Linked DNA regions of Homo sapiens: regions 1 and 3 are each linked to region 2. The links are chromatin contacts, found by Hi-C or POLR2A ChIA-PET in ENCODE. All regions are on one chromosome and are shown on one strand. The core of a region is the stretch at or near the end of the contact, and the rest is flanking DNA. Distances in the headings are between cores, read along the strand shown.

Region 1 (3,446 bases), core at 259-2,758, 130 kb before region 2:
TCATGGAACACTGCATTTCACAAGCAGAGTACTTGCTGACTAACGCAAAATGCTTCCTTAAATGAGTTCCAATGGATAATGCAGTCTTTAAGAAACAGAACAGTACAATACATCAGTTTCACCATCTTCCTCTAAAACGAAGTGCCTTTGAATCCTAGACATTTAAAATTTGCTTTAAACCTGCTTCCATCTCAAATATTCAGGAAATGCATATAATTTCATTTACTTTTTATTTACACAAGTCGCCTTTGTGAAACCCTTCATGTCCCCAGCGGATATTTAGGAGGAGACTATTCATTTGGATCCCTCCTTCTGTCTTTAGAAATATTATCACCCTGGAACGTTAAGTACTGATCATAAGCAAAATTAAAGTTCCTGGCGAATCTCAATATATGTCTTTTTCCCACCAAACATGACAAACTTCTAAAGACAACTCAACCCTTCACATACACACACACACACACACACACCCTCAGCTGTGCCAGTGTCCCTGATGTTGCATCTAGTTAACCTACAAGACCCATTCCCACGGGTCATGACCCAGTATTTCTGATGACCACATTCAGTGCTGTGAGGTGCCCAAACCATTACCGCATCCACCTCTCTGTGAACCATGCCCAGTGAGCTCATGCAGGAACCTGGGTTGGAGCGCTCCTTGCTGTGAAGCTAAAGGATCCATCACGAATCTGGGAACCCTCCCTCGCGGTTCTCCCCGGCCACACAGCGTGGGAGCCGCTGGGTTAGGGTAGGAAAAGGGGCGCCTGCTTGGAGGAGGGTGGTCGGGTCATGCTGTGCGCAGCCAGGGAAGCCGAGTTTGGGAAGAAGGCAGCCGGGGAGCCGGAGGGGATAAAAATACCCACAGGGGCTGAAAGAGTTGGGGAAGAGGGGGCGGCGAGGACGACCCCGGTTCAGGCGGGAAAGGAAAGATGGAAAGGGGGCGCAGGAAATGGGCGCCAAAGAAAGAAGTGAGAAATTGCGGAGGAGGAAGTCGTCCCTGGAAGAGGAGGGGCAAAGGGGAAGCGAGAATGGAGTGTTTGCACTTTCGAGAGGGAAGGGCCAGAGCCTCTCCCGACCAGGGCCGGCGGGGCGGACGCCTGGGGAAGGGGCGTCCGGGCGGGCTGAGGGGGCGGCGCGGTGCCCAAGGTCCCCGGGGTCCCTACCTGAACCGCTCCTGTCCCGCCGTGTCCCAGAGCTGTAGCTTGATCCTCTTGCCCGGCTCGATCTCCAGCAGGCGGGAGAAGAAGTCCACGCCGACGGTGGGGTCGCAGGCGGGGGAGCGCAGCCCGGGGAAGCGGCCCTGGGTGAAGCGGTGCAGGAGGCAGGACTTGCCCACGGTGGAGTCCCCGATCACGATGAGGCGGAACTGGTAGATCCAGATGGTCTCCATCGCTCACGTGCCCCGCTGGCTCCCGGGCCGCCCCACCCGCGGGCTAAGTTCGGCGGCGGGAACTGTCCTTTCAGCACCTCGCGGGCGCCCGCCCGCCGCCTTCCAGCATATTCCTGCGGCTGCGGCCGCCGCCTGGTGCCCGCCCTCTCGGGAGAGAGAGGCGGGGCCAGGCCCGGCTAGGGGCGGGGCCTCTGGACGGGGGCGGGGCGGGGGCGGTGGCGCGTGGGAGGGGGAAGCAGGTTTGCTGCCGCGAACTCCCGCCCCTGACCGGCTGCAAATCACTCTCCCTCAACGCTCACTGGGCGCCGGCAGGAAAGTGGGCGTGGCGGGAAGACGTGACAGCAGCAACAACCAAGGAAAATGAAGCAAGGTCTCAACTCCGGGAGGGTCAGCCAATGAAAAGTGAGAGTCGTTTTCTTACAGGCGTCAGGGCGGGTTGGTCAGATTAGGGCTCTGATTTTGGAAGTCCCTGAGGCCATAACTTGGGTCATTGCTTTGATTCCTCTTTTTTTTTTGTCCCCCAGGCTGGATTGATGTGGTGAGATCTCGGCTCATTGCAGCCTCAAGCGATCTGCCCACCTCAGCCTCCCAAGCAGCGGGGACCACGGGTGTGAGCCATCACACCTGGCTAATTTTCTTCTGGGTTAAAAAAAAATTTTTTTTTTAGAGATGTGGTCTCGCTATGTTGCTTAGGCTGGTCTCAAACTCCTAGGTTCAAGCGATCCATCCACCTCAGCCTCCTGAGTAGCTGGGACTACAGGCGGGGGCCACCACATCCCGCTAATTTTCTAACTTTTTGTAGAGATGGGGTCTTGCTGTGTTGCCCAGGCTGGTCTCGAACTCCTGACCTCAAGTGATCCTCCAGGCTCAGCCTCCCAGTGCTGGGATTACAGGTGTGAGCCACCACACCCTGCTTTCTTGTCTTGATGAGAGCCACCTCCAAGGCATTTTAAGGTGAAGGAGTTTTGGGCAGGATTGAAATAAATTTGCACAGCCAGTTCTGGGTGCTTCTAGCAAGGGCTCTGGCTGTTGCTGCGTGCTGCCACTGTCTGTTCTTCACTGCTATGAGTACCACAGAAGAGTGAGAAACGCCAAGTATCATCCCCATACCCTCTGGGGCCCTCCAACCCTGGGGACAGTGGCAAAAAAAAAAAAAAAAAAAAAAGCCGGGGAAATGTTGAGAAGCTCATGAAATTTTCAGCTCTCCTTGGTCTCCATTGTTTAAGTCAGAAAAAAGCGAACAGGTGGTCTCTTAGCTCATGTCTGATTAATGATGTAAGTAAACAAAGCAGAACTTAAATTCTGGTGAGATCTTACTACTTTCTTGTGCCTTTCCTCAAATTGAGTAATAGTGACGTCAAGGTTTATCTTTAAAAAGTGAAACAGTTTAAAAGTGTGTGTTAGGCCGGGCGCGGTGGCTCACGCCTGTAATCCCAGCACTTTGGGAGGCTGAGGCGGGTGGATCACCTGAGTCAGGAGTTCGAGACCAGCCTCAACATGGAGAAACCCCGTCTCTACTAAAAATACAAAATTAGCCGGGCGTAGTGGTGCATGCCTGTAATCTCAGCCACTCGGGAGGCTGAGGCAGGAGAATTGCTTGAACCCGGGAGGCAGAGGTTGTGATGAGCTGAGATCGTGCCATTGCACTCCAGCCTGGGCAACAAGAGCGAAACTCCATCTCAAAGAAAATAAATAAATAAATAAAAGTGTGTGTTTAGGCCGGTCGCAGTGGCTCACGCCTGTAATCCCAGCACTTTGGGAGGACGAGGCGGGCAGATCGCCTGAGGTCAGGAGTTCGAGACCAGCCTGGCCAACATGGCGAAACTTCGTCTTTATTAAAACTACAAAAATGGCCGGGTGCAGTAGTTCATGCCTGTAATCCCAGCACTTTGGGAGGCCGAGGTGTGTGGATCACAAGGTCAGGAGTTCAAGACCAGCCTGGCCAAGATGATGAAACCTCCTCTCTACTAAAAATACAAAAATTAGCCACGCACGGTGGCAGGCGCCTGTAATCCCAGCTACTCGGGAGGCTGAGGCAGGAGAATCGCTTGAACCTGGG
Region 2 (3,410 bases), core at 254-2,753:
AAAAAAAAAAAAAAAGTAGTAATAGCTTTCACTGTATAGATTCTTCCCCAGAGTTTTAGGTCCCCTCAAGGATTTTGGATTATACTTTGAGAACCCCTGCTTTAGAAATACCTCTTTTCAGCCTGGACAACATGGTAAAACCCCATCCCTACAAAAAAATACAAAAATAATGAGCCAGATATGGTAATGTGCACCTGTAGTCCCAGCCACTCCAGAGAGAGACTGAAGTGGGAGGATCACTTGGGGCCAGGGAGGTCGAGGCTGCAGTGAGCCATGATCTGATCACACCACTGCACTCCAGCCTGGCTGACAGAGCGAGACCTGTCTTTTCTCAGTGTGCCTTCAGTAAAGGATTGTTGACCTGCTTCCTATTTTCTTGACAGTCATTTGAGCAGATAGTTAGAATGCTGGCTGTTACCTGATAATTTTAGTTTCAGTAGAGGTTATTAACTATCTTTCTTCGTCCTTGTAGAATTTTGTATCCAGACAAATCCTTATTTATGCTATTCCCAGAAGTCGGCCATGAACTCACAACACTTAGCTGAATTACTGATACATTAAGCTCAGTGGATTCTCAGAAATTTCTGCTTAAGGAGTGTAAACCTTTGGTTTGCAAGGTTACATGTGAAGGAACCAGCTGTTATCTTTGCAGACTTGCTGGTTAAGGTATTCCTGAACTAAGACTGAAGGAGTATTTATAGCTTACTAGTAACATCATTAAAAAAAAGCCAGGCCGGGCGCAGTGGCTCATACCTGTAATCCCAGGACCTTGGGAGGCCGAGGCGGGCGGATCACGAGGTCAGGAGATCGAGACCATCCTGGCTAACACGGTGAAACCCTGTCTCTACTAAAAATACAAAAAATTAGCCGGGCATGGTGGCATACGCCTGTAATCCCAGCTGCTCAGGAGGCTGAGGCAGGAGAATGGCATGAACCTGGGAGGCAGAGCTTGCAATAAGCCGAGATCACGCCACTGCACTCCAGCCTGGGCAACAGAGCAAGACTCTGTCTCAAAAAAAAAAAAACAAAAACAAACAAAAACAAAAAAAAAGCCAAAGTGTGCCGGGCACAGGGGCTCACGCCTGCACTTTGGGAGGCCAAGGCGGGCAGATCACGAGGTCAAGAGATCGAGACCATCCTGGCCAACATGGTGAAACCCCGTCTTTACAAGTACAAAAATTAGCTTGGAGTGGTGGCGTGCATCTGTAGTCCCAGCAGGAGAATTACTTGAACCCGGGAGGTGGAGGTTGCAGTGAGCCGAGATCATGCCATTGCACTCCAGCCTGGGTGACAGGGTGAGACTCCGTCTAAACAAACAAACAAAAAAAGTAAAATAAATAAATAAAGTCAAAGTGAATCAGAGAAGTCATCCTGATGGGTGCAGATTTTTTTCTGAGAGCCAAATTGTCATAGACTACAATGTCAGCCTTAAGTTTTTCTGTGATGCCGTGGCTGCATTTCATCTGGCCACCACTAGGGGTGCTGGTGTTTCTATATAGCAGTTGCAGGCCAGTTGGTGGCCGGCTTTGGCTTCAACTGCTTTCAACTTTAAAATGAAAAATCCCTTTCTTATGTCATTTTTTGGCCACATAACTTTAAACTACTATTCTCAGAATCAGAGCATGCAGTTGATAAATTCCTTTCCAGTTATTTTGTGTTCCTTTGTCCCTGAATGTCTAATAGTACATTCTTAGATCAGATTTTTACTATTTTTGGTCAAATGTTTCAAGACTTACAGAGCAAAGAGCAGGTCTTCTGAAATCTTCAGAATAAATTACAGAGGTAGAAAAAACTCAGAGCATAATGAAGACACCTAGCACTTTAGAAGTAGTTTGTTTTGTTTGCGACAGAGTCTCGCTCTGTCACCCAGGCTGGAGTGCAGTGGTGTGATCTCAGCTCACTGCCACCCCTGCAGTCTGGGTTCAAGCAATTCTTGTGCTTCAGCCTCCTGAGTAGCTGGGATTACAGGCACCTGCCACCAAACCCGGCTAATTTGTGTATTTTTAGTAGAGACGGGGTTTCACTATGTTGGCCAGGCTGGTCTCGAACTCCTGACCTCAGGTGATCCGCTTGCCTCTGCCTCCCAAAGTGCTGGGACCACAGGGCATGAGCCACTGAGCCTGGCCAAGAAGTAGTTTTTAAAGGCAGATTGTAAGCTTGATACACTACCAGTTTTAAAAACTGTGTCTAAAATAACTTTGGCTCTAATTTTTTGAAGCAGACAGTTGAAAAAGAGGCTCAGAATTTTTTACGCTCATCCGTGTCCCTTAAGCACTCTGCCTCTCCTGAAATTGATCTTGAGTGAATATTTGCTGAATAAAGTAATCGCAAGAAACTTCCTGTATAGATCCAGACACAAAGAATTTTACAAGACAAAGAAGTAAGCGCCTCTAATTCAGGAGACTTAATCTCTTTATTAGTCTCTCCATCCTAATAAAAGTGACTCCATTTAATCACCTGCCTTCTTAAGAGAGACATGATAGTTTTTCTTCTGAACATTTAAAAGCCACCAAACCAAATATAACAGGTTTTGAACAAGTTATATAGGTGTTTTCACAGGTAACAGTAAACATTTTATGGGACAGCAAGATTACCTTTCAAAATACCAACTTAAGGCTGGGCGCAAGTGGCTCACACCTGTAATCCCAGCACTTTGGGAGACTGAGGTGAGTGGGTCACTTTAGTTCAGGAGTTTGAGACGAGCCCGGCCAACATGGTGAAACCCCATCTCTATTAAAAATACAAAAACTAGCTGGGCATGATGGCGGGCACCTGTAATCCCAGTTACTTGGGAGGCCGAGGCACAAGAATTGCTTGAGCCCAGGAGGTAGAGGTTGCACTGAGCTGAGACTGCACCACTGCACTCCAGCCTGGGTGATAGAGCAAGACTCTGTCTCAAAAAATAAATAAATAAAAATAACAAAAAAAAATAAAAAATACCAACTTAAAAAGTTTAGAGTACTCCAAACAGCTCTAACTTCCCCTAATATTCTCTGAATCAATTTTTTTCAACAAACATTTATTAAACACCAGCTATGTGTTGGGCCCTGTGCTATGTATTAGATCCAAGAATGAAAATCAGTGGTAGGAAATTATAGTTGTCTGCTTAGCTTGACATTATTATTGGTTTTGCATTATCATTTAATCCAGGAAGCATTTTCCTGTCTTGGGGAGGGCTGTGGCTATTACATTCCTTAAGGAATTCTTAAGGTTTAACGTTAAGAAATAATTGAGCATCTATAACAAGTTAGCACATTAAAGCTGTTGGTGACCCAAGGAGCCCACAGCTGGATGTGACCAGCAATCTACTTAATACTCATTTCAAAAAATTACTTAGTTTTTTCTTTTACCTTTGGGAGTGTATCTTGCTTTTTTTTAATTTTTAATTTTCTTTTTAGCGATAGGGTCTC
Region 3 (3,439 bases), core at 551-3,050, 250 kb after region 2:
TTAATACTTTACTTTTCTCTCTTTCCCAGGAAATTTCTAAGATCTCTTTCAATTCTTAAATGTTCCAACTCATGGTGTTCCCATGAGGTATTCTTAACTTTAATATAATTCTTCAATGCTTTATTACTTAAAATGCTTTATTTGTATGACTACTGGAGCATATTCTTTTTAAAGCTCTTATAGTATGTCTAAAAATAGTGTACATTTTATATTAAGCAAAAATAGTCTTGTTTTTTTCAAATACATTAGTTTTCCCTCTACAACTAAGTTGTGATTTTCTTTAAGGCTTTTGTACCTTCGAAATATGTATGATATGTGTATAAGTGAGGATGATTTAGCTGCAATTAACAGCAGAAAACCCAAATAAAAATGATTACAAGGCAAAACAAGTTAATATCTCATATAACAAGATATCTCAAGGAAGGCTGGTTCCAAAAGTTTTAACTTGTTGGCTCAGGTCGGTAATTTCATCAAGGAACCAACCAATTTCTTTCCATCTCAAATACTCAGTGCTCCCCTAACTGAGGATGAGCTTAGGGAAATATCCAAGGAGTAGGCTGCATCGGGTTATATGACAATAACATATACCTGTGAAGTCTACTAGGCTTTTGTTTTTAGGTAATCCTTCACTGATGAATTTGTCCTGCCGTAAATTGCAGCCTGCCTTTGCTGGCCAGGCATGTTTTGAGAGATGCCCTTGCTATAACCTTTTATGATAATAAACTAGTAATGTTGTTGGGCAGATAACTCAGTTCATCAAGTACCGTAAGAGTTGGTCAGCTGATAATGAAAATAACTATTTAATGTGCATCTCCCTAAAACCAATACCTAACTTCTATTATAAATAAGGAAGAAAACTTTTGATTAGGACTTATCTGGGAAAACGAAACTAAAATTTATGAAGATGATTTTTAAAGAAAAATTTTATTTAACAATTTTTAGGTTATATTACAACTATGTACTAATTTTTTAGAACAAAGAATGAGTCACGTGAACTTTGTTTTTGGTCTTGTTTTTCTGATAAAATATGGTAGCATGATAAAAATTCCTTTATTTGACTTTTATAGCTTGATTATAAAGAGTGCGTTGTTGTGTTATTTGCTTTATTTTTCTCTTCGTTGTGAAAGTCCTGACTCTGCCAGATTTTCAGATGTTTAATGGATTTGCATGTGATTTAAATGGTCCTCTGACATCCCTTTTATCAATTTCGGGAAGTCCATCTTTTGTGAGAATTGCAATTTCAATTAGTTTTGGGTTTGCATTGCACTGGCTAGTATTTATATAATCAACATTCACTGAAAGACTGACCAAAGGGATTACCATAATGGGCAGAGATAGCTGCTGATATTGAAGAGAGAGAGAGCTATTTGGGCAAGTACTAATTTTATGGAAGTCCGTTCATCAGTAAATATTTCTTATTATGATGACTTTTGCAACTCAGTGGGTGGGGATAATTGGATAGTTGGGTAGTAAAGACCCCATCTGCTGAATGTTTGCTATAGAAGGCCACGTCTTTCAGTATATTTCCTGCTCTCTTTCCAGGCTCATGCTTTCAGCAAATACCTGTTGAGTCCTGCCTGACTCCTATGTTGAGTCATAGGGTACTGAGTAAAAATTATTTATGCAGTATCTTGAAATACCTAGCTGAATGGGTTTTTTTAGTCATTGTTTTTTGTTTTGTATTCCCAGTCTGGTCAATCAGAATGACTCACAGGGTACTTCTGTTCTAAGAGTTTATTGTTTTAATGGACAAATGTTTCATTATTTTCAGATCTTTAGCACAAACTGGAAAAAACACCCAGACATTTTCTTTATACCACTTAAAACAACAATACAGTCTGGACCGCAGACATACTGGCTTCATCTCCAACCTCAAATTCAGCCCTCAATATTTGCCTATATAAGCAATGTTTACAGCCTCAGAAGCCAAACAATCTCTTCTTTTAGTTTTTATCTTGATTCCAGGCCCCATACTTTATTCTTATCTGAGAGTCCTTGGAATATTTTCATTTCCTGAAGTTCTGAAAAATGGATTGTCTCTGCTGTGTAGCTCCTCTCTCCTTTCTCTCATTCTTTATAGCTTATTTATGATTTTTTTACTCTGTCTCTGTAGTGCCTTTAGCATTAAAAAGATAGTGATCTACCATCCTGGTGGGTGTGTATTTCTCCTTCTTTGTGTGTGTGTGTGTGTGTGTGTGTGTGTGTGTGTGTGTGTGTGTGGTTTGTATCTAAAGCCATGGTGACTTCTGTATGGCTCTATATGTATATTGATGTAGATGTGGGAAAAGAGTGTAATTCTCATGTGGGTTCTTTAGTTGCATCATAGTATAATTAAAGTGGCATTGGGCCAATCTTCATTTTTCCTTTTATCCTGTGGGTCTCTAACATTCAAAACTTCTGGAGTAGACAAGTAGATCTGCTGGTTTGTGGGCCAGAAATAAATAAATGGTCTACCTTGTTTGATCATGTCATTTTTTATACATTGAATTCTATTTTTCACTTTTAAGCACTTTCCTTAGTAACTTAAGTTCTGAAGATTCTTCTATTTTTATGTAATTTTCTCATCTTTCAGGATCTCTTGGAAGCCAGCATTCTCTTTTGCATAAATTGGTCAAATAAGACTCAATGCTGACAGTTCTTAACAGGCACTCTTTATCTTTTTTCTGTGGAGTGGGAGCTTCTTTAGTCAAGCCCCTTCAATAAGGATAATGTCAAAGAAGTATACCTGTTTCAGCCAGCAGTCTGCTAACAAAGTCTGTTTCATGGCATGACATCATAAAATAGAACATGCTGCTGTATTTGGAGCCTTTGGAGTACTGATTCTTCCATCTTTTCAGTTAGAACTATGTGCATTTACTTTGTAGCAAGAAAGCAGCATTATATCACTCCATCTGGATTGTAGAACTAGAATAAAATTCAGAAAAATCAATAGAGTTCAGAAAACTACAGTAGAAGCCCGCTTAAGTGGTATAGATGAAACTACCAGTTGGCTGCACTTAAATTAGGGAATAGTCATAATAAAAGATATGTACATACTGCAGACATTTTAACACATATAAATTCACTCATCAATATTTTGTTGCGGGGCCAAAGTCTTTGCATCTGTGAGGGGCCACAGTCTGCTTTGTCTCTCCAATTTCATTTCTTTAAAGTGAAGCAAACGTTTAAAGACATGAAACCATCTGAATGTGGGGTTTTACATTTTGATGTTTTTGTTTCCAATATTTTATAATCAAATTTTCACATTTATTGGAACATTAAATTTATTTTTTGCCTTTATTGAGTCATTCTACAATATTCAACTTGGCTTCTATAGAAAAATGCTATCTTTTCTCGCTTAATTTTCATTCATTTATGTAATATTAAATTAAATAAAATAATTACAATGATAAGGGTAACTGGCACAGTGATTTGGGAACATACACAATTTGACTTGTTA

The links. Hi-C counts contacts between places; a loop is a spot of excess contacts on that map. ChIA-PET counts read pairs that join two places held with the same protein, here RNA polymerase II (POLR2A). Pooled maps may share reads with other maps.
Region 1: a pooled map shows a loop between it and region 2 (4-fold over the local background). The contact joins the promoter of RAB39A here to the enhancer-like site in region 2. A Hi-C loop is called at or near these places in 4 of 50 pooled maps. POLR2A ChIA-PET finds 5 or more read pairs at or near these places in 3 of 52 experiments (GM12878, WTC11 and activated CD4-positive, alpha-beta T cell).
Region 3: a map of endothelial cell of umbilical vein shows a loop between it and region 2 (3-fold over the local background). The contact joins two enhancer-like sites. A Hi-C loop is called at or near these places in 1 of 168 maps with a recorded cell type or tissue (endothelial cell of umbilical vein) and 7 of 50 pooled maps. POLR2A ChIA-PET finds 5 or more read pairs at or near these places in 1 of 52 experiments (BJ).

Annotation. Positions count from the first base shown.
Region 1 is chr11:107,926,510-107,929,955 of GRCh38, reverse strand. RAB39A (RAB39A, member RAS oncogene family) reads right to left here and starts at 1,508. Exons shown (of 2, transcript NM_017516.3): 1 at 1,161-1,508. The coding sequence starts at 1,387. RefSeq lists silencers at 1,033-1,252, 1,283-1,772.
Region 2 is chr11:107,797,509-107,800,918 of GRCh38, reverse strand. All of the region lies in intron 7 of SLC35F2 (solute carrier family 35 member F2), which reads left to right. Among named protein-coding and RNA genes, the nearest start is that of SLC35F2, 60 kb to the left of the region's middle. Within about 2 kb of position 1,503, at least 2 of the 41 ENCODE cell types and tissues checked have a DNase peak (open chromatin) inside an H3K27ac peak, as active enhancers do.
Region 3 is chr11:107,543,597-107,547,035 of GRCh38, reverse strand. The region is part of intron 7 of ALKBH8 (alkB homolog 8, tRNA methyltransferase); the gene reads left to right. Among named protein-coding and RNA genes, the nearest start is that of ALKBH8, 20 kb to the left of the region's middle. Within about 2 kb of position 1,800, at least 4 of the 41 ENCODE cell types and tissues checked have a DNase peak (open chromatin) inside an H3K27ac peak, as active enhancers do.